2 separate regions of the Homo sapiens genome follow, and region 2 is linked to region 1. Evidence: read pairs that join two places in POLR2A ChIA-PET (ENCODE). Cell type or tissue: PC-3. All regions are shown on one strand. Each heading gives the region's core, and the rest is flanking DNA. Links, peaks and the distances in the headings are about the cores only.

Region 1 (11,710 bases), core at 5,290-7,789:
TTTCTCATATGGTTGATAGAAAAATGACACTTAAGAGCATGGTGAACCAGGGAGCAGAGGGCTCCTTAACAAGTTAGTAGCTTGCCATTGAACTTGGAAGGCAACCAGGAATCAAGTGCTCCGGAGGGAATTTACTATATTTCTTCTTACATTCATCTGGTTGCTGAATCTTGAGGTTTCCACAAGTTTTCTAAATATATTGAGATGTTCATTATCGTGGCATCCTGTGGTCAGTAATGAAATAGAGAGGATTATTGTCCTAATGTGGTAGAAATGTATTTACTTTGCAATTTGTATTTGTAGGGTGGCTAAGTTTTATTTTCCTTTACATTAAATTAAATCTGTATATATCTGGTCATCTGTATTATAGATGTAAACCATCATTCTCAGCAAACTAACACAAGAACAGAAAACCAAACACTGCATGCTCTCACTTATAAGTGGGAGTTGAACAATGAGAACACATGGACACAGGGAGGGGAACATCACACACTGGGGCCTGTCGGGGGTGGAGGGCAAGGGAAGGAATAGCATTAGGAGAAATACTTAATGTAGACAATGGGTTGATGGGTGCAGCCAACCACCATGACACTTGTATACCTATGTAACAAACCTGGACGTTCTGCACATGTACCCTAGAGCTTAAAGTATAATAATTTAAAAACCTATTCAAAAAACCATAAAAAACAAAATAAATACCACTCATACCACTTAGAAAAAAATACCACTCATACCACTTAGAAGACAATTAGTGGAACCAAATAGCATGTCAGTCACCTGGAGAAAGTTTGAGATTGCTTTCTGAAACCTGCACATTGTGCACATGTACCCTAAAACTTAAAGTATAATAATAATAAAATAAAATAAAAAAGATATTTCTACTAAAAAAAAATTGCTTTCTGTGAACTCCAGCTATGACCTATCAGTGAAACCTTCTTTCTGACCATGGATGCTGTCAGCTGTCATTGCCAGATTCCATTTCAGTAGGCAGGAGTAACAATACTGCTATGATATTTCTGGTAGTTCTATTAAGAGCTGGGAAAATTACTAAAAATATCTCCCTTTCATCATGTCTTTAAAAATACAAGATCATCATACACTCTTGTCATTGTCTCCAATCCTTTCCCTCCCCCACCCAATCCCTTTTGCCTGAAGTCACTGAATATTTGTATCAGAGTGGCAAATCTGTAAACTAGATAAAGCTTTCTGGAGTACTCTCCAAATCTCTTGGCAGGGCCTTAATCTCTGTAGTCTGAGATAGGAGCAGATAAAATCTCCCTTCCATAGGTATTTGTGTTTTAATATGGATCACTGAGAAACAACTATAAAAAAAAACTCATCACAGTTCAAGCAAAGAAAAACTTGCAGAAGCATTAGTCACTTCTCTTGTTCCTGTGAATGTATTTTTTGTTTCAACTTTAACTCTGCTCTATAAAGGTAGATGATCCAATGTCAAAGACATCTACTAAATAGAAGTCTCTAGAAGTTGATTTGATTTCAAAGGCCTAGACTTCACAGTAACCATTCTGTCCATGTTGTAAGCCACAATGGAGGCAGTTGACTTACTAATGATAGGAATCTCATAGTGACCATCAGTGGTTCTACCTGTTTCGTGAAATGCTCAGTGTGGGTTCTGTGATCACAGCGTTAATAACAGTCTCACAGAGGGGCTTTTATAATGTTCATCAACTTTTCTAAAGGATTGGAACAAGTTACCTCTGGGTTAAAGTATAAGATCTTCTCTTATAGTAAAAGCTGGAGCTTTGAACTACTTTATAATTATCTAATGCAAAATGTAGATATTTTGAGTCAGACTGATTAGCCATATCATCAAATTAAATGATTGACACTGAAAACTGAAGTGGTTGGGAGTCACTTTAATTTGATTCTTTGTAATCACAGATTAATAATAGTTTTGTAAAAATGATACAGTTAAAAACCATCCCTGTTTACTTAGAAACTGATTATATACACTTACTTTCCCATGTTGTAGAACACACACTTGGGAGTAAGCAGTGCCAAACTACTTTCCAAATAAGCTTACTTTGCATAATCTGGAAAACATAAATTCCAGGCACTTTATTTATCATGTGCACAGATATACCCAGGACCTCAAATAGTGCCTAGTATGAAGCAGCACTCACAAAATATGTGCTGAGTAAATAAACGAAGAATCAATGGATGTATCATTAATGAATATGTGTTGTTGAATTAATGACATAGTTGCTATTACTCTGCATGAAAGCTTTTGTTCCCATTAAGTTAACTTGAGGGGAGTATTTCTGTAATGTAAGAATGATACCACTGGTTTTTAAATACAGAGAATGTTCATACAAATAAACAGTGGTCTGAATAAGAAGGCTGAAATTTGGTGTGGGACAGAGATATAAAAGAAATGGGCCAGGCACGAAGGCTCATGCCTGTAATCCCAGCACTTTGGGAGGCCGAGCTGGGCAAATCACGAGGTCAGGAGATCAAGACCATCCTGGTCAACATGGTGAAACCCTATCTCTACTAAAAATGCAAAAATTACCTGGGTGTGGCACGTGCGTCTGTAGTCCCAGCTACTCAGAAGGCTGAGGCAGGAGAATTGCTTGAACCCAGGAGGTGGAGGCTGCAGTGAGCCAAGATCGCACCACTGCACTCCAGCCTGGGCAACAGAGCAAGACTCCATCTCAAAAAAAAAAAAAAAAAAAAAAAAAAAAAAAAGAAAAGGAAAAATAAATGTAAGACAGGAAGCTAATCTTACAGAGGCATCCAATCTAGTTAGGAACAACTAAGTAAAAGTGCAACGCAGTATAGCATTAAGAGCAAAATGAGTAAGGCAAATTAAACCTGTAAGGAGAGTCAGGAGAAGATGGGAATAAGCATGAGTGCTTTAAAGTTGATTCATATGAGAGTTGGGCAAAGAGAACAGACTACACTGGAAGAGAGTTTAGGCCAGAAAAGTAATGAGGAGGATGGTGGTAACTGAAGCGTGAAGTTGTATACTTCTGGGTTAATACTTTCGTGGGAATGGAGAGAAAACGTGAGCAATGTACCCTCGCGCGTACACACACACACACACACACAGTCTTTCACCAGGCATTATGCTTGGCAATTCACCTACATTAACTAGCTTATGTAAGGTGATTATTTCATTTAATCTTCACAACAACTTTATAAGATGGAAATTATTATCACAATCTTTCAGATGATATAATTGAGTCTCAGAGTGGTGAAATGATTTACTTAAGATCATAATTGTTTTAAGCAGTAGAGTTGGGATTCAAACCCAAGTTAGCTTGACTCCAAAGCATAGTCTTTTATGAAAGGTTGGACATAATACAAAAAGAGCAGGGAGTGAAAGATGAATCCAAACTTTCAAATACAAAGCATTAAAAGAAAACATAGAAAGCTGCTTACAAAGCACTCCAGGGGTTTTCACCTCATCTCTAGTAGTTTCTTAGGATAATGATACTGAGCTTCTATGTAATTCCAAACCCTTTCCTGACCTTATGCTTGACTATTGGGTTGGAATTTTGAGGAATGGTTTCGCCAGATGGAGTCTCAAATTAAAAGGTCCCTTTATAGGGGAGATTTCCTGCCTGGTGGAGATTCTTTTGAAAAATTCAAAATAAGGCACCAGATATTTGGGGAAAATTCACAATTGTATACAATATCATACTTCCTTCTTTCAACAGCCCATGTTGGGTCTGCTATTGAGTGCATAAAACCTTTTGTAATGTTGCCTCCTTTCCTTTGATTCTTTGTTCCCTCTACCAGGAAAGAGCCCCTTCCTCTCTTTTGCCCATTATCTACCCTAAATACACATACTTGAGTAAAATTCATTGAACCTTTAAGATTCATCTCAAGAGGATTCCAGAACTGGCACCTCCACTCTTGCTTATTCCAAAATCCTTTGAGTCACACTTGATTGATTCTTCTCTTTCCCTCATATCTACTTGTTTAACCAATCATTCCAACTCTCCTTTAAAATTATATCTACCATCTAACCACCTCTTAACATCTTCACCCATTACAACCTGGTCCACGCCCCATCAGTTCTTACTTGGATAATTACAATAGCCTCTTAACAGGTATCCCTATTTACACCTTTACCTCTATACGGCCTATGTGTCATTCAGTAGCCAGAGTGACACTGTTAAAATACAAGTCAAATGTGATTTCTTTGCCCCACATCCTCCAATGGATTTCCACTGCGTTAGAGTATAATCCAAATATCCTTCCTTGGTCTATAAGATGGGATTGCTGCTACCTCTTTGACTTTATTCTCTATCACTCACTTCCTTACTTACTGTTTCAGTTACAATGGCCCCCTTGCAGCTCATAAAAACCGCCAGCCAGGCCCCCCTCAAGGTCTTGCATTTGCTGCTCCACTTGCCTGGAATGCTGCTCCCTCATCTGTCCACGACTCCCTTCTTCATTTATTCAGGTTAGCATAAGCCTTCCCTGACCACCTTTTCTAAGAAACTCCATGCCACCATTCTCTAGCCCTCTTATCTTGTTTTATTTTTGTATCACTAAGACACTGCCTTGTTATATAGATATGTATTTGTTTATTATCTGTCTCCTATAACCAAAATGGAAGCTACTGGTGAGTAAGTACTTTGTCTTTTTAGGTCACTGTTGTATCCCAAGTGACTATAAAAATGCCTGACACATAGCAGATGCTCAATAGCATTGAACAACTAAATGAATGAACCTAATTTGAAGAATCTGAAGGGCTACACTAAAAACAGTAATAATCAAGAGACTGAAAATAAGCCAGTGAAGATAGAGATATAAAAAATGAAAGTCACAAAAGGGACCTGACACAATTTTCAAAATTGTATAACATGGTCAAAAAGTATCAAATCTATATCAATGATTGAATAATAAACAGTTTAGTTAGAATTAAAGACATTTAGGTGAGGTTGTATTACCTGCACAAATGTTATTGCAAATCTGTGTATCTAAGATCCATGGAAAGCTCAGGGTAAGATCTGAGCCAAGATATGTCTTCAGTGACACTAGGATTTCACCAAAACCTCAGAAAAAAGTTAGTAAGTGGAGCATGCTTTGAAACCAATTAGAAAGCAATCAGACAATGACGAGATTGTCCCCTGAGGTTTTTCAGAACAAAATGAATTCTGGATAGGTAAGCTGAATGATATGTGGATGTTAGATAAATAAATATCTTTCTTTTCTACCCTAAGTAAGAGATTAGTCTTCAAGTTCTTATGTAAAGGGTAGATTATTATTTACCAAAGTGTAGCCTCCCATTCAGAGACTATGGATTCCACATCCCTTGTACTCCACACATGACTATATTCAGGTCAGTAGAAAGCTAGCAGATGTGATGCATGCACCTTCTAGTTCAATTTTATTAAAGATGGATTTTATTGTTCTGGGCTCTCTCTTTCACTTTTCCTTAGAAGAGAACATAAATGAGGAGGCAATTCAACTTCAACCATGTGGATAAGGACAACACTCAGGTGGAACGGTGTTATGGGATGAATTGTGTCCCCTCTAAATTCAGATGTTGAAGTCTTAACCCCAGTACCTCAGAATGACTGTTTCAGGAGACAAAGTCTTTAAAAATAAAATTAAGTTAAAATGAGGTTATTAGCATAGGGTCTAATCCAACCTTCTAAGAAGAGGAAATTTGGACATGGACACATACAGAGGTAAGACAATGAGAAGACACAGGGAGAAAATGGCCATCTACCTGGCAAGGTTGACTCAGCAGAAACATCCTTATCAATCCCCTGATCCTGGACTTCCAGCCTCCAGAATTGTAAGAAGTAAATTTCTGTTTAAACCATTCTGTCTGTGGTACTTTGTTATGGCATTTCTGGAAAACTAATATAAACAGTGGGATAGGAGAAAACAGTATCCCTGAATGAAGCATAGCTGCCTAACTCCATTGACTGTCTCCCTAATTCCAGACTTTTATGGGAAAGAGCCAAATTATCTTATTTTTTGAGACAGAGTCTCACTGTGTCGCCTAGGCTAGAGTGCAGTGGCACGATCTCGGCTCACTGCAACCTCTGCCTCCCAGGTTCAAGCAATTCTCCTTCATCAGCCTCCTGAGTAGCTGGGATTACAGGAGTGCACCACCACACCTAGCGAATTTTTGTATTTTTAGTAGAGACGGGGTTTCACCACATTGGCCAGACTGGTCCTGAACTCCTGACCTCAAGTGATCCACACTCCTCGGTCTCCCAACATGCTGGGATTACAGGTGTGAGCCACCATGCCTGGCTAGCCAAATTATCTTGAGTCATTGCATTTTGGTTCCCCTTTGTTATAGTCCTTCACCTATACTCAAGTATAATACTTAAAAGGAAAAAATGGAAACAACCTAAGAGTTTCACAATAGAAAAAGGATGAACCAAATAATGATACATGCACTGAACATAACCACAAACCAGAATTTCAGCATGGCAAATCAGTAAAACAAGTTTAAGTGCATAAGTCACATATATTCCTCAAACTATATAGTTGATGCATACATAAAATATCTGGAAGCAACTCTAGTACAAAATACAATGATAATGTCAGTTGCGCTAGAGGAGTAGACATTCTTTTCCATAAAGTGTGACTTCTTTATTTTTTGTAATTTAAACCAGTTTCATCAACAATATAATGTACCTTTACATTAGACTTATCACCTTTACAAAGACTTACCACTTTAAATTTTACTATCCAATTATGTTAAGACAGTAGAGAGAGGAAAGTCACTCTTAAACATTAACCTCATTTATTTTTACTTTAACAAAAATGCCTACACATCATTTCTCTTTCCTGTCTCTTTCATTTCTTTACAACACCAATTCTTTCCTGTCTGTTTCATTCCTTGTTTTAGTATAAACCAATAAGTGGAAAGGCATTGTCAGAGTTGGAATACAGGGAGGAGAGATGGCAGGCAACAGGGAATAGACACTCCAGTTCTTATTCCACCTCAATCCCTGCAGGAAGCATCATAAAATTGAAGCAAAGCTACTAAAGCTTCAAAAGGGTAGAGAAATGTCTTTGCGTTAGCTATGAGAAGTAAATGAGGCCCAAGAATTCACCCATAAGAGCATGGTTAATTGAATTAACAGCATGGAAGTCATTAATTAGACTGTTTAGCTGATCAAATCCATTTGATGAATTAAGAACGGTATAATTAAGAGTTTTTGAGTCTAGGACTACATACTGTTTTCCAATGTGTTATTTACAAGAAGCTATTTACTACTCATGGCACATAATCTCATTTCTATCTTTTGAGAATAAAGCCTTCTTTGTCAGAAATGTATGAAGTTTCTTTCTAAGCTACAATAGAAAATGGTTTAAAAAAATTGCCTGTGAAAGTAGGTATACCTAAGTGTAAAAAAGTAATAATCTATATAGCAAACATAAACTTATAAATGAATAATTATTTGCTGCATGATTATTAGTAATGAAAAATAATTCTTAGACATGCAAAATAATGTTATCACAGATGGTTTTAAATACTGTTTCTTCTTTTAATGACATAAGTTAGGAGGGAGGAAGTATGTTCAAGTAATAGAAGAGGAATGTTAAGCATTTGTCAGAAGCTGGACATATTGATGAACTGTCAAGTTCTGTAACTGGAAATCAATACAAAACAAAATAGCACTTCAATTTAGTAATAACTTTAAGGTCCTATTTATTTCCCAAAACATCCAGAGAGGCATGGCATTGCAGGAAAGGCCTAACTTCAATGTATGTTGAGGAAAAGAACATAATGGTTGGCAAGGTGCTTAGCAAACATTACCTTCCACAGTGAACAACCTACCTAGACAGTAATAGTAACAGTGAGAAACTGTAACCAAACAACTGAATAATCATGTAGAAGTGATTATGGCATTGGATATGAATTTGAACTATATGATCACTAATTTCATGAGATTTAATTAGACACAGAGAAAAATACAAGCAGTGCTCAGTTTTCACAGTAGTGTAAGACCACAAAGATGACTGTTGAAACAGTGCAAAGCAATTTTAGTAGTCAATGGGAGAAATTATATTTGTTTAGTGACCTTTAAAAATTTTTTGTCAAAACATTAAAAGTTCTCTTACTGTGGTCTATAAATGTATAGGGGATTAAAAATAGTAGTAAAATTAATATTACTGATAATAGTAAAACAAATATTACTATTTACTAGTAGTAAAATTAATAGTAAAACTACTACTAACTACTAGCAAAATTAAACTAATATTTAAAAAAACGAATGCAATTTAAAATTTTGGAAACATTGAGAACTGAAGTGTTTTATTTCTCTGTAAACATTTTGCAAAGAATAGTTTGAATGGTGCTTGCCTTCTTTTGGTCATACAACTGATGATTAGGAGCAAACATCTTTTTTTAAGTCTTTTTTTAAATTATACTTTAAGTTTTAGGGTACATGTGCTCAACGTGCAGTCTTGTTACATATGTATACATGTGCCATGTGGGTGTGCTGCACCCATTAACTCGTCATTTACAGTAGGTATATCTCGTAATGCTATCCCTCCCCCATCCCCCTCACCCCACAACAGGCCCCGGTGTGTGATGTTTCCCTTCCTGTGTCCAAGTGTTCTCATTGTTCAGTTCCCACCTATGAATGAGAACATGCAGTGTTTGGTTTTTTGTCCTTGCGATAGTTTGCTGAGAATGATGGTTTCCAGATTCATCCATGTCCCTACAAAGGACATGAAGTCATCCTTTTTTATGGCTGCATAGTATTCAATGGTGTATATGTGCCACATTTTCTTAATCCAGTCTAACATTGATGGACATTTGGGTTGGTTCCAAGTCTTTGCTATTGTGAATAGTACTGAAATAAACATACGTGTGCATGTGTCTTTATAGCAGCATGATTTATAGTCCTTTGGGTATATACCCAGCAATGGCATGGCTGGGTCAATTGGTATTTCTAGTTCTAGATCCCTGAGGAATCGCCACACTGACTTCCACAATGGTTGAACTAGTTTACAGTCCCACCGTGTAAAAGTGTTCCTATTTCTCCATATCCTCTCCAGCACCTGTTGTTTCCTGATTTTTAGAGCTTCTGCACAGCAAAAGAAACTCCCATCAGAGTGAACAGGCAATGTACAGAATGGGAGAAAATTTTTGCATCTACTTATATGATAAAGGGCTAATATCCAGAATCTACAAAGAACTCAAACAAATTTACAAGAAAAAAAAAAACAAACAACCCCATCAACAAGTGGGCGAAGGATATTAACGGACACTTCTCAAAAGAAGACATTTATGCAGCCAAAAGACACATGAATAAATGCTCATCATCACTGGCCATCAGAGAAATGCAAATCAAAACCACAATGAGATACCATCTCACACCAGTTAGAAGGAGCAAGCATCTTTTCTATGCCTTGGTGAACTGGCAGATTCCTTTCTAAGTATGAATCAGCTTCCAACATTTTATCCTTTGCCCTTTCAATGGCATGAAATATCACTGCAGATTCCTTTAATGTGAAGTTTTTTACATCCTCTGGGACATTGTCATCCTTTCTGTCACAGCCATTTTGTTTATTTATGTGGATAAATCATTCCCATCAATGTTACCTACTTTTAACGGGGTCATCCAGTTTTCTTTACTAATGAAACAAAGATTTCTGCAAGGACGATTTACTTCAACGATTGATTTTATCTACATCTGTTTTGTTTATCTTGGCTATAGTTATAGTGAAACTTTTCACCGATACTCACAAAGCAGCCACCACACTTTCCCTGTGGCAATTTGAAGCCAAATGTTACTTATGAGTTTTGTGGCATAACCCATCTTAAAATTCCTCCCTCTCAGTTGGGGGATCATCCTTCACCTCAGGTTAAGTCCTGATGAACAACTTGAAGAGCAACATGTCAAAACCTATCACTTGCCTGCTCCTGTGGGTGGCTGAGTCATGGCCTCACTGGCAAAGCCTTCTTTACCAAGTCCAGGTCCTCATTAGTACTCTTGCTCCATGAATCAGCAGGCTGGCAAGCTAGATACAACTAATCATATGGGTGTCTTTTATGAGAGGATTAGAAAAGCTCGACCTTCCAGGTGAAAGTTTCTGTGCTTTTACACGATCATTTGGTAATGCTCTGTTGGATGTCCAAGATATGCCAAACAGTAGAGCTGAATGGAGCCACTAATATAATTGCTATCATTTAACTGATATCACTGACAGCTAGTGAGGTGGCAAAACTATAGGGCAACAGGCTAGGTCTCCCAGCCCTGTTCATCTCATATCTTTGTCTCTTTTCCATCTCCTTTTAAAATTTTTATATATACTTAGATACACAGAACTACAATTTGATTTAATAATCATTAACAAGTTAGACTTCATGTGACATGAAGTGAGTATATGTGCTACTAAGCATATACACCCACCAAAAATGCTCATGTAAAAATTGCTTTCAGAATACTTTTTACTTTCAGTAAAAAACATTCTTACTTAAAAAAGAAGAAAGCATGGAAGTGACATGAGACCAAAAAAATACTCTATGAGAGAAGAGTCTTGTAAAATGTGCTGGACTGAACTGCTGGGTAAGCTTGCCTTACAGGCAGTCAAGGCTGTGAACTGCAAACATCCCTGCTTTTCTTGCCTCAAGCTGGTTATCTCATGTTGTCAGTGCCATCTGGGTGCATCACAAATGTGGTAATTTTGCAATGAATGCATAACTATAATGTTATCAAGAAACAGAATGACAGTAAAGAAAATAAATAAGCCAGGTTTTAAAATAAAATGCACTTTACTCTTTCAAGTTGAGAAATTCAAATAAGTTACTCATATCTGGCCTAAGTGATTGAACATGGAAGATTAAATAAATAAATGAGGTCATTCCCTAGTGATTTCAGCATGTACACAACACACACACAGACATATGTATATACGTACAGATAGACATGTTCATGTCAAGAGCCAGCCTTGCTAGAATAGAGTTCCAACCATGTCAGAGACCCTGTGTATTAGAGCCAATGAGGGCAGCAGTGTTTTCTTTGGTACGGTACATCTGTACTTTGCTCTTATTTACACCATTTTGTCTCTAGAACGCATTGTTGCACATATGTGTCCTTACAGTTTTCTTTTTCTTTTAGGCTCAAATGGCTTACTTGGATCTGGTCCCTGATGTATCTTAGAATCTCACATATATAGGGCCAGTACCCTAGGACACTTCTAACTATCTGCATTTTCTATTTTATTCAACAATATGCTAGAACTTGGGTAAACCATCACCTGATGACCAGGTTCTAAGTGAAAAAACAAAATCTAAATTATTTTTAAAATGGCATCACCTATTCTTTTCAGTTTCTCTGTAAGAAGGACACACCTATAACTAACAAAGTTCTTGATGTGGCACTGTATTTTTTGGCCAGAATAATCACTCTTATACAAAAAATATTTCTAACATAAAAATGTCACCACTTAACTTTACTATATTCATGCCTTCATAGACATCTAAGACTCCTAGGCACACTGAAAATCTGAATGCAGGTAAATATATGACAAAGATAACGGAAGTAAAATCAGATTAGAGGGTCAGGCATCTAGAAGTACTGGGGCCCAGTTTCCCCTATTGTAAAGAGAAGACTGGGTTAGAATTTTTTTTTTACTACTACATATTTGTTGCCTTGTATCTTTCATCGACCACAAAAACTTTAGCTTAGTTCCTTTTCTTTATTCTCTCTAAAACACAAGTGAAAAACACTGACTTCAACTATCTAGATAA
Region 2 (11,710 bases), core at 4,109-6,608, 380 kb after region 1:
CTAACTCCTGGTTCATGCTAGATCTTTTGGGTTTGTTTGTTTGTTTTGGCTTCTCTGGTCACTGAAAAGCTTTTTTTTTTTCCCCCGGCCCAAACAGACCCTGCATTTAAGTTCAGTTATGTGTTCTTTCACATCACCTGAATTTCCAGTCCTTGCCTTCTTCTTGGCTCTGGGCTCTGACTCTGAGGTCAGGCTTTTACTTGGAATCATTATGTAACACTTTACACCTAGACACAAGAGAGAGGGAACATCTTGCAACCTACAATATGTTTCAAAGACATGACCTGAGAAGAATCTAAGATCCTAGGGATAAATGAGATTGTGATTCTTCTCAGCCCTACTGTAACTCAACCCTTAATTAGCTCATTGTGAAGAGATAAACTCTACTATTCAATTGCTCACTTTGTGCTAAATTCACATTGCAAAGGAAGATAGCATAACACAAAGAAAGATATTCATAGAAGGTTAATAGCTGGCAAATAAATCTTACTTTTTAAGCAAAGACTAGGAAGAACTCAGTAAGTTGCAAAGAAGATGGCTATGGGAGCATTCAGAAACCCACTAAATACCAACTATATTGTTTATGACAGCTGCCCATCTAGGTGAGACAGTGGTTTAGTTAGATGCAAACGCAAAAAGCTAAATAATTACTACAACATTGGGGCCTTATGGAATTATGAATTGGGGGAATAAAATCTTGTATATCAAGCTCAGAACTAGAAGAAAAAATAAAACAGAAAACCTGGGATCTAATCCTAATCTTGACAGTGACTTTATAAATTTGGACAAGTTACTTTTTTATTTCTCAACATCAAGTGCTAACTACAAGAAAAGTATACAAATTACAAAGCAATCTATCCAGGCTGAGTTCTTCTTCTGGAGAAGAGGGGAAAATAGAAGTAAGTCATTGTTGAGCTTGCAGCCCATGTCATTTTTTAAGAGAGTGTGTGTGCTTTAATATTTATATTTACAAGTTTAGGCAGGAGAAGGAAATAAAGGGTATTCAATTAGGAAAAGAGGAAGTCAAATTGTCCCTGTTTGCAGATGACATGATTGTATATCTAGAAAACCCCATTGTCTCAGCCCAAAATCTCCTTAAGCTGATAAGCAACTTCAGCAAAGTCTCAAGATACAAAATCAATGTACAAAAATCACAAGCATTCTTATACACCAATAACAGACAAACAGAGAGCCAAATCATGAGTGAACTCCCATTCACAATTGCTTCAAAGAGAATAAAATACCTAGGAATCCAACTTACAAGGGACGTGAAGGACCTCAAGGAGAACTACAAACCACTGCTCAGTGAAATAAAAGAGGATACAAACAAATGGAAGAATATTCCATGCTCATGGGTAGGAAGAATCAATATCATGAAAATGGCCATACTGCTCAAGGTAATTTATAGATTCAATGCCATCCCCACCAAGCTACAAATGACTTTCTTCACAGAATTGGAAAAAGCTACTTTAAAGTTCATATGGAACCAAAAAAGAGCCTGCATCACCAAGTCAATCCTAAGCCAAAAGAACAAAGCTGGAGGCATCACACTACCTGACTTCAAACTATACTACAAGGCTATGGTAACCAAAACAGCATGGTACTGGTACCAAAACAGAGATATAGATCAATGGAACAGAACAGAGCCCTCAGAAATAATGCCGCATATCTACAACTATCTGATCTTTGACAAACCTGAGAAAAACAAGCAATGGGGAAAGGATTCCCTATTTAATAAATGGTGCTGGGAAAACTGGCTAGCCATATGTAGAAAGCTGAAACTGGATCCTTTCCTTACACCTTATACAAAAATTAATTCAAGATGGATTAAAGACTTAAACATTAGACCTAAAACCATAAAAACCCTAGAAGAAAACCTAGGCAGTACCATTCAGGACATAGGCATGGGCAAGGACTTCATGTCTGAAACACCAAAAGCAATGGCAACAAAAGCCAGAATTGACCAATGGGATCTAATTAAACTAAAGAGCTTCTGCACAGCAAAAGAAACTGCCATCAGAGTGAACAGGCAACCTACAAAATGGGAGAAAATTTTCGCAACCTACTCATCTGACAAAGGGCTAATATCCAGGATCTACAATGAAGTCAAACAAATTTACCAGAAAAAAACAAACAACCCCATCAAAAAGTGGATGAAGGACATGAACAGACACTTCTCAAAAGAAGACATTTATGCAGCCAAAAAAACACATGAAAAAATGCTCACCATCACTGGCCATCAGAGAAAAGCAAATCAAAACCACAATGAGATACCATCTCACACCAGTTAGAATGGCAATCATTAAAAAGTCAGGAAACAACAGGTGCTGGAGAGGATGTGGAGAAACAGGAACACTTTTACACTGTTGGTGGGACTGTAAACTAGTTCAACCACTGTGGAAGTCTGTGTGGCAATTCCTCAGGGATCTAGAACTAGAAATGTCATCTAACCCAGCCATCCCATTACTGGGTATATACCCAAAGGACTATAAATCATGCTGCTGTAAAGACACATGCACACGTATGTTTATTGCGGCACTATTCACAATAGCAAAGACTTGGAACCAACCCAAATGTCCAACAATGATAGGCTGGATTAAGAAAATGTGGCACATATACACCATGGAATACTATGCAGCCATAAAAAATGATGAGTTCATGTCCTTTGTAGGGACATGGATGAAATTGGAAATCATCATTCTCAGTAAACTATCACAAGGACAAAAAACCAAACACCGAATGTTCTCACTCACAGGTGGGAATTGAACAATGAGAACACATGGACACAGGAAGGGGAACATCACACTCTGGGGACTGTTGTGGGGTGGGGGAAGGGGGGAGGGATAGCATTCGGAGATATACCTAATGCTAAATGACGAGTTAATGGGTGCAGCACACCAGCATGGCACATGTATACATATGTAACTAAACTGCACAATGTGCACATGTACCCTAAAACTTAAAGTATAATAATAATAAAATAAAAAATGAAAAAATAGTTTTTATAGTCTGTCATATAACAGCTGAAAACATTCTAAAATGTTGGCCAACTGGTGAAAATGTTTGCTGAGATCAAAGTCTTGTGAAATATTAATTGGTGACATTGCATCTTCCAGATTATTCACTTCCCACAAAAAGGAAAACGCAAACTCATTCTGTCAACCACATGTTGACAGATTTTTGGAACCATTGGAAAGGGAGTAAAGACTCTTTTGCAAAACACTTTAAAAAACTTATCTCTAATCTTTAGTGAAATTTCTTAGCAAAGAAAGCAACCTGGCTGGGGCACAAGTGGTTAGGGAACGCCGTGGAAATGTGATTAGAGTCTATGGCTATACCACCATGAACGTGGCTGTTTTTGTTTGATCTAGGAAGCTGAGCAAGGTCGGGACTGGATAGTACTTGGATGGAAAAGGTGATGGGGTATTCTAAAGACAGCCAAGAGGTTGAAAGACTTAAGAATTCACTGAATCAAATGTGGTTTGATTGTCTATAACCAAAAACTTGACCTTTTATAAGAAAGACAGGAATGTAAAATGAAATAAAGTATGAAATATATATTTACTTTAAAACCAAATATAATGTAGCAAAATATATTATAAGCACAATTTTGTAATGAGATATTGCAGCAGAAAGTTCTTTGGAAATTAACACATTATACAGCTTACCAAAGAAACATGTTATTATTGATAGAATCTTTTCACTTCTAACCTAATTTTTATTCTGATATGAAAGAGAAAAATAGATTTTCAAAGGCCTAATTAAATCAGTGCATGAAAAAAATACACTGGAAAAGAAACCCACACATTTTTGCTTCACAAAGAATTAAGGTAATAAAACATACCACTGCAGGTCCAGATTTTGCATTTTATAACACAGGTTTCCAACTTATAAGTGGGCTATATTATAAAATTTTATTGCCAAGTTGGTATTTGGAATGATTTCCCCATAAAAATAATGATCTAGATGATGGGATTACTTCATAAAATAAGCCCTGTCCACACACACACACACACACACAACAAACCAAAAAAACCACACTCTTTCTAATTCCAAAGGTGAGGCAACATAGCAGTACAGGCTTTGGTGACAGGACATGGTAATAACCAATCAGAAATGGTTAGGGACTAAATTAGTGGCCTTAAGAAATTTGCTTAATTTCTTTTAACTTCATTTTACTCATTTGAAAATGGAAATAATAATAATTCCCTCATAGGGTGGTTGTGAACATTAGCGCAATGTAAGGAAAAGTTATCTTTATACTGCAACATGCTATATAAAAATGTTAGTTATTAGTGTACTCTAGCACTTGGTGTTTCTGCTATTTTGGGATTAAATTGCCCTATGTAAACTATGTGGGAAACTAAGTGTTACTTGTCAAGTCTCAATAGAGGAAGATGCATTGTGTAGCAAGAAGGGACTGCAGTTGATCAAGAAGAATGCCCCCATCTGTGGTGTTGCCAGCCAGCCATTTGGACAACAGAAATATTTCTTTACTACCTCCCCTCCCTTTCCCAGCTGTAGTAACTGCTGTTTCCCAGAAAGCAATATGTCTAGTCTCATGCCTCTGGTGGATCCATATATCATGTATACCATATTATCTTCCTTATTTTCATAATTACCTGGACTCTATTCTCTGGTTGTTTCATGCACATTGTTAAATAAAAAAATGTATTTAGTGATACCTGTTAAAGCACCGTATGGCAAACATTATTCGAGACCATCACAATAGGTTTGGTCACCATAGAGACCATGGCAGTGTGATTTTTCAGAGGGGAAAGAGATTGAGCTCAACTTCAAATACAGCAGGAGCAAGTGAGAATTTATAGCCAAGGTGCAAGGTGGGGGTCAGTGGATGGAAAATTACTGAGAGGAAACGTCAGGCACCAGGGGGATTCTGGCCTAGACTGACCTGATAGAATTGTTGCTGAAGACAGACCAGAGTGATTAGACACTACCTGGGGTCTGGAAAAGGATGGGGTAGTTCTTGCTAACCTGATTTAGCAGGCTTCTTTGCTAATACTAGATTTTACAAGGCTATTCACAGATGGGCTTAGGAGATGGTAGAGGAGCTGACTAAAGTTTAGTCAAGCAAAGAATCTTTGTCGATATGAGATTTGTTTCTTTCATTAATTCTAACATGGGTGAAGGTGAGAGTTGTTATTTTACCTCTGCAGGCTCAGAGAACCCAGTTTGTCTCTAGCCACAAAATGCTAAATAGTGAACAAGAGAGCACTTCCTCTAACTTAGGTAAAGAGAATGCTCTTGTATAGCTAGAAGGTGAAACTGAGCTTTTCTTTTCAAGGGTTATTATTTAGATTAGAGTCAGAAGGGAAGGCAGTAAGATTCAAACCACATTGAGGAGTGGTAAGGGCTAGATAAAAGATCTATGAGCAATAGCCAAGCCTGAAGATACTTAAGAAGCAAGTCACTTGATAGAAGTTGTGAATAGGATAAGTTTCTCCAGAAACGGAAAAGTGTCATGTATCAGAAGTTCAGGAAAATAGAATTTTAAAAACTTGGGATGACAATGAAATCTAGTAGAAAAATTATTTTAAAGAAAGTAATTTTAGGTTAATTCTACACTAAATAAATCTAAGAAATGAGATCAGTCAAGCAGACTCATCTTACTTGCCTGACTCATCTTATTTGTCATCTGTACCATCTGTAATAGACAATTGCCTCAACTCTCCTTAAAGTGTGCTGACCAGCTAAAAACTTAAATCACAATTGTAATAGCTAATATCTTTAAATATTTAATATGTCCCAAGATTCTATTTCATCTGCTTTGTAAAGGTTATGATAATACTTAATCATTGCATTAGTGTAATGATTTGGGAACTATCAAGGAAAAGGTGGCTCAGAATTTTTTCTTTTTTTTTGAGAGAGTCTAGCTCTGTCGCCCAGGGGCTAGAGTGCAGTGGCACAATCTCAGCTCACTGCAACCTCCGATTCCCAGGTTCAAACGATTATCCTGTCTCAGCCTCCTGAGTAGCTGGGAGTACAGGCACCCTCCATCATGCACGGCTAAATTTTGTATTTTTTAGTAGAGATGGGGTTTCACCATGTTGACCAGGCTGGTCTTGAAATTCTGACCACAGGTGATCCACCCGCCTCGGCCTCCCAAAGTGCTGGGATTACAGGCATGAGCCACTGCGCCCAGCTGGAACTTTTAAATGACTTACTCAAGGCTATAACAGCTCACAAATGGTGGAGCCAGGGTTTGAACTCAGCAATCACTATTCCTAAACCAGTTTTCTTAAAAACTATGTCATCAAGACTCCCAGATATGAAGAAAGCTTGTTCACTTAGGTGGTCAAATTCTGTGTGTTTTGATGTGAAAAAAGAAAATCCCTCTCTCCACATTAATGCATATCCTGTCCCCTGCCAAGCCTACTATAATCATCCCTTGTATTTTCAGCCCTCACTGCCTCTCTGTTGGATGGTCCTTCTCTCCTTAATTTTTCATGTTCTATCCAGTTGGAAAAGTTGCACAATGGCTCACACGCTCATCAGCGGTCTGTGGCTAATTTTGGTTAGCTGTTAGTCGGGGGTCAAACAGCAAGAGGTTTGGCAAGTGAAGGGATTGGGTTAGTTTGGTTTTGTCCTTCTCGGCCTGAACCCACAACTCATGATTCACAACAGTGCTTCTCTGTTTTCAATCTTCTGCTTGCAACTAAAATGGGATTCTCATCAGTCTTGGTTAGACTAGATATGCCCAGGTTGAGGTTGCATGTGACTTTTTAATCTCTCAGAGCAGATGTGAGAGAGAGTTAGAGAAAAAAAAAGGCATGTGTGAGGAGGGGGGCATTCAACTTCTATTACGTGTTTACTGTGTTCCAGTCTAGGTTCTTTATGCAAATTATTTCAGGTAATCTTCACAGCAACATTTTACTGTGGGAAGCATTATAATTGTCTCAAGAGGAAACAGGTGCTCCTAAATTTTAGAAAAAATATGCCCAAATTTACACTGCTTTGAAGTGACAGAATAAAAATTTATATCAGTTTTACCTGGTTATAATGTCTGTGTTTTTTGTACTACATCAATGTTGCGATAAAGGACAAAACTAATTCAGAGGTAAAAAATTATAGAATTTCAAGCTTTTAGAATAAATCCTTTTTGATAATGAAAATTCTCATCTTGTGAGTGATCAGTAGATGCTAGGCTCTTTGCTGAGCACTTTGCATGTATTGTGTAATTTAATTCCTCACAATTCTATAAAATAGGCACTGTTATTATTTCTAATTTACAGAGAAAAAAAAGGGTTAGAACAATTAAGAAACAATTTATCTGCGATTGGGCACGAGATAATCTGTTTCCAGGTCCCTTGTTCCTGTATCTACACTGCCCTTTTTAGCCTAGCTCAAACTAGATGTTTCTGTTTTCTTAATTTGTTTCCATTTCTCTCCAAGGTATATATATATATATATATGTGTGTGTGTGTGTGTGTGTGTGTGTGTGTGTAAACGTTTATGTATCCCTATTAAATGTCAAACATTATTTTAAACTCTTGACATGAATTACTCAATTTAATGCTCACAACAGTTCTATGAAATAGCTATCATTATCATTCCTATTTAATGATGAGAAAGTTAAGGCACAGGGTGGGTAAACCAATTGCTCAACATCACACAGGCATCAGGGGCAGGATTTACTCTGGAAACCCTGCATCTATGCTTATAAGTTCAGCTGCCACTTAACTGTGTATGCTGCCTCCAGGGCACTCTTTCTGAAACTCAGATCCAGTCACATCTATCCCCTCTTAAGGATCTGCACTAGTTTCCCATTATTTATTAAACAAATTCAAATATATGTTGCTTGACATTTGAGGTTCTTCACAATTTGTCTCTCTTTTAACATTCTATTTTCATTTATCTATTGATTAGCTACTTCACCCACTCTGGACTATTTGCCACCCCTAAACTAGCCAATCACACTGAGCTATTTATGACTTTTCTCATAGACTGTGTATTAGTTCATTCTCATGCTGCTAATAAAGACATACCTGAGACTGGATAATTTATAAAGGAAAGAGGTTTAATGAACCTACAGTGCCACATGACTGTGGAGGCCTCACAATCATGGCAGAAGGCAAAGAGTGAGGCACATCTTACATAGCAGCAGGCAAGAGAGTGTGTGCAAGGGAACTCCCATTTATAAAACCATCAGATCTCATGAGACTTATTCACTATCATGAGAATAGCACAGGAAAGATCCACCCCCATGATTCAATTACCTCTCATTGGGTCCCTCCCATGATACACAGGAATATGGGAGCTACGATTCAAGATGAGATTTGGGTGGAGACACAGCCAAACCATATCAGACCGGAAGGTTCTTCTTTGTTTATAAAATCAATATTCAAGTTCTCTCAGATGGCTCTGTTCCCACAACCTTTCCCCATTCTCTTGGCAGAGAACAGTCCCCACCTTCTTCAGCACTTATTTATATGCAGATAATATCACATCTTTCTCTCTATTTTGCACTAAACTGTGATGTTTGCTCCCCTCCGATCCACAATAGACTCTGAATCTCTTGAGATCAAGGGCTGTGTTTCATGAACATCCTCAAAGTGCCTGAAATTTAGTGCAGGTTGTTGATATTCGATGAACATTGCTGAATGAATGAGAATACAAGTAAGTGAATGAAAGTATTAACCATGTTTTTATCTCTAAGGGGGAAAAAAGTACAAGTTCTAAGTGTTTATTGAACTAAACTAACTTTTAGGGTATATAAAATTTATATATATGAACATAATTTCTGTATTACCTACATGTTTCAGACAAGAGTGCAGCAATACAAAATTCAGATCCTAGTGAATGACGACAACACCAAGTCAGGCTAGTTCAACAATGGCATGTCTAAACACCCAGCTGACCTTCCTGGGTAAGTGTAACTTTCAGGTCTTCTGTTTAAATAAGTTCTTCCTAGTTGTCCATCTTCCTTTCCTTCCTGCTGGTTGGACATAGTGGCGATGGAGCTACTGTAGAAGCCGCAGTGAAGAATGGCAGAACCACCATTGTAGCCTGGGACTCTGGATGACTTTACAGAGCAAAACCTGACTACCTACTCTGGACTGTTAAGTGAAAGAGAAATAAACTTATGTCTTGTTTAGTCACTGAACTTTAGAGTCTATTTGTTAACCATCATCCCAACCAATATACCCTGAAACATTTCTACCAGTAGTAAATCTTGCTAGAACTGTATTTCAGGACTCAGCTTAAACATTCCATCCTCCTACCCTCTAGATCAAAACAATTTTCCTTGATACATCCTATCTTAGGACCCAGCTCTTTTCTCTTTTAAAGTTTAATCCTCACAATACTCTCTAGGGAGTGTCTCTCTCCCTCTCTAGATTGGAAGCTCCATGCACACATGGACAGAGGCCACTTATCCACTAGCACTAACACATTGCCTGGCACATAGCTGACTCATAAAAAAAAGTCCAGTAAGCACAGTTAATAATATTACTAATTATTTATTATAAATTGTATTATTATATTATTAATTACATTAATCATAACAATCATGATTGATATATTATTATGCCTACTGATTAGAAATATAATTGATATAATATTAATTATAAATAATATAGTATATGTAGTGTAGACATTATATTAATTATAAATAATGTAATTAATAGCAGTTATTAGGGTAATAACCACCACCCCCTAAATATATACAATGTTTCAGGAGTTATACTAAATGTTTCATGTGCATTATCTCATTTAATCCTCTCAATATGTAGAGAAGTCCCTAATAATATTATTATCCTATTTTATGAGAAAAAATAGGTTTAGAGAGGTTCTGTAACTCACACAGGATCACACAATTCAAGGTTTATATTTTCAAGTTGAGAGTTTCCTCTGTGCTCTGTGCTTGGTTAGCAAGGGTAAAAACTGCACGATAGCCAGATAGTTCCACAAAATGAAATCCAGGAATTCCAACTAAGATTCAGATTCTAATGAATGATGTTAATACCAAGTCAAGCCCGTACCATGTTTGGAAACTCAATCAAGTTTTTTTTTTTTTTTTTTTTTTTTGTAACTGGAACAATTACATTTTTGTCTACAACAGAAACAAAGCCTAAAACATTGTTTATAATTTTAAAACAGTTGCCTATAGTCTGTGTAGTTAATTCAAGATGAGGCATGAAGAAACATTCTCTTGAACTCTGTTTAATTCCCAGTGGGGCAACTACAATGGTTTTTTTCATCTTGAGTCAAGGATTTAATCTGGAATTCATTCATATTTCAAAACTATGCATGATAATTCTCTTATTACGTATTTTGTGGTTAAACACCTCCCTTACACCCCATACAAACCAAGCCAAGAGCTTAATGGTTAGCAGAAGAAAAAATGAGCTAACTATTAACTTGCGTGGAATATTGGAAAAAATATTATATCAGGAGCCAGCACACTGAAGGTCTATGACCACACTGCCCAATATGCTAGCTACTACCCACAGTTGCTATTTAAATTTAAATTTAATAAAAGTAAAAGCCTCAGATCTTTAGTCGCACTAGCCACTGCTCAACAGCTACATGTATCTAGTGGCTTTTGTATCAGACAGTGCAGATTTATAGGGCATTTTCAACATTATGATAAATTCTTTTGGAAAGCATTGCTCTAGAAAGTGATTCTCAAACTTTTTGGTCTCAAGATAATTTGAAACTCTTAAAAATTATTCAGGACCCAAAAAGAGCTTTTTTTTTGTTAGAAATATGGATTATAACCATTGATATTTACTGTATTAGAAATTAAAACTGGCCAGTTGTGGTGGCCCATACCTGTAATCCCAACACTTTAGGAGGCCAAGGCAGGAGGCTTGAGCCCAGGAGTTCGAGACCAGCCTGGGCAATATGATTAAACCCTGTCTCTATAAAAAATACAAAAATTAGCCGGGCAAAGTGTCATGGGCCTGTAGTACTAGCTACTAGGGAGGCTGAGGTGGGAGAATCACTTGAGGCCAAGGCTGCAGTGAGCTGTGATTGTGTCACTGCACTTATAGCCAGGGTGACAGAGCCAGACCCTGTCTCAAAGAAAAAAAATAAAATAAAGAATTCTTCCTATAAACTTTGTGTTCACCATGGTGTCAGCATATTACAAAGGACCTCTTAAAAGGTCATTGTGCAGTACAAAAAATAAGTTTCCAAAATATTGGTAAGTCCTGGATCTGACTTAAACACAATCAAAATTATTTCAGAATGTTGGGTTTTAGACTAAGTAGAACAAATTCTTCCAATTCACTCTGAAAATATGAACTATTCCACAATGTTAAACCACATGTAGGACGCTCAGAGCAAATACTTTTGCTCTATTCCTAAAAAATAGCAATAATTAAATAAAATTGAGTTACTGAGAAAGCACATTACAATAGTTTAACCGTAATAGACTTTGCTAAGATATGTTCAGTAAAAATGGCTTTTTTTCCTGAGAATTTTACAATGTCCGTTATGGTAATGATCTGGATTTGGATGAATTTAATGATAACTAAAGGAAGATTCCACAGATTTTATTAATGTCCGTGATTCGTATTACCTTTTTCTACAGTGCTTTTTTAGGTAAGCGCATGCTGTTTGAGATACATAAGTGAACGAGTTAAGAAAGGCAGCATTTCTGCTGCAGTGGTAAAGGTAGACCTCATTTGGTAAAACACATAACCAAGGGAAGTTGTTGCCTCTTTTTTGAAGTTTCTCTGCTAGT

Evidence for each region. Peaks named below come from ENCODE experiments on the same cell type or tissue, not always from the same donor. Only the 100,000 strongest peaks of a DNase experiment are listed, where the experiment ranks them.
Region 2: POLR2A ChIA-PET joins it to region 1 with 6 read pairs; 1 of 35 experiments calls an interaction of 5 or more read pairs at or near these places.

Annotation. Positions count from the first base shown.
Region 1 is chr4:74,282,003-74,293,712 of GRCh38, reverse strand. All of the region lies in intron 7 of MTHFD2L (methylenetetrahydrofolate dehydrogenase (NADP+ dependent) 2 like), which reads right to left. All of the region lies in intron 2 of LOC105377276 (a long non-coding RNA gene), which reads left to right. Among named protein-coding and RNA genes, the nearest start is that of EPGN, 21 kb to the left of the region's middle. In PC-3, for the core only: no CTCF peak of the experiment used is centred there; a DNase peak (open chromatin) is centred at 6,372.
Region 2 is chr4:73,896,150-73,907,859 of GRCh38, reverse strand. No RefSeq gene overlaps it. Among named protein-coding and RNA genes, the nearest start is that of CXCL1, 33 kb to the right of the region's middle. In PC-3, for the core only: no CTCF peak of the experiment used is centred there; DNase peaks (open chromatin) are centred at 5,379 and 5,629; H3K27ac peaks cover 626 bases.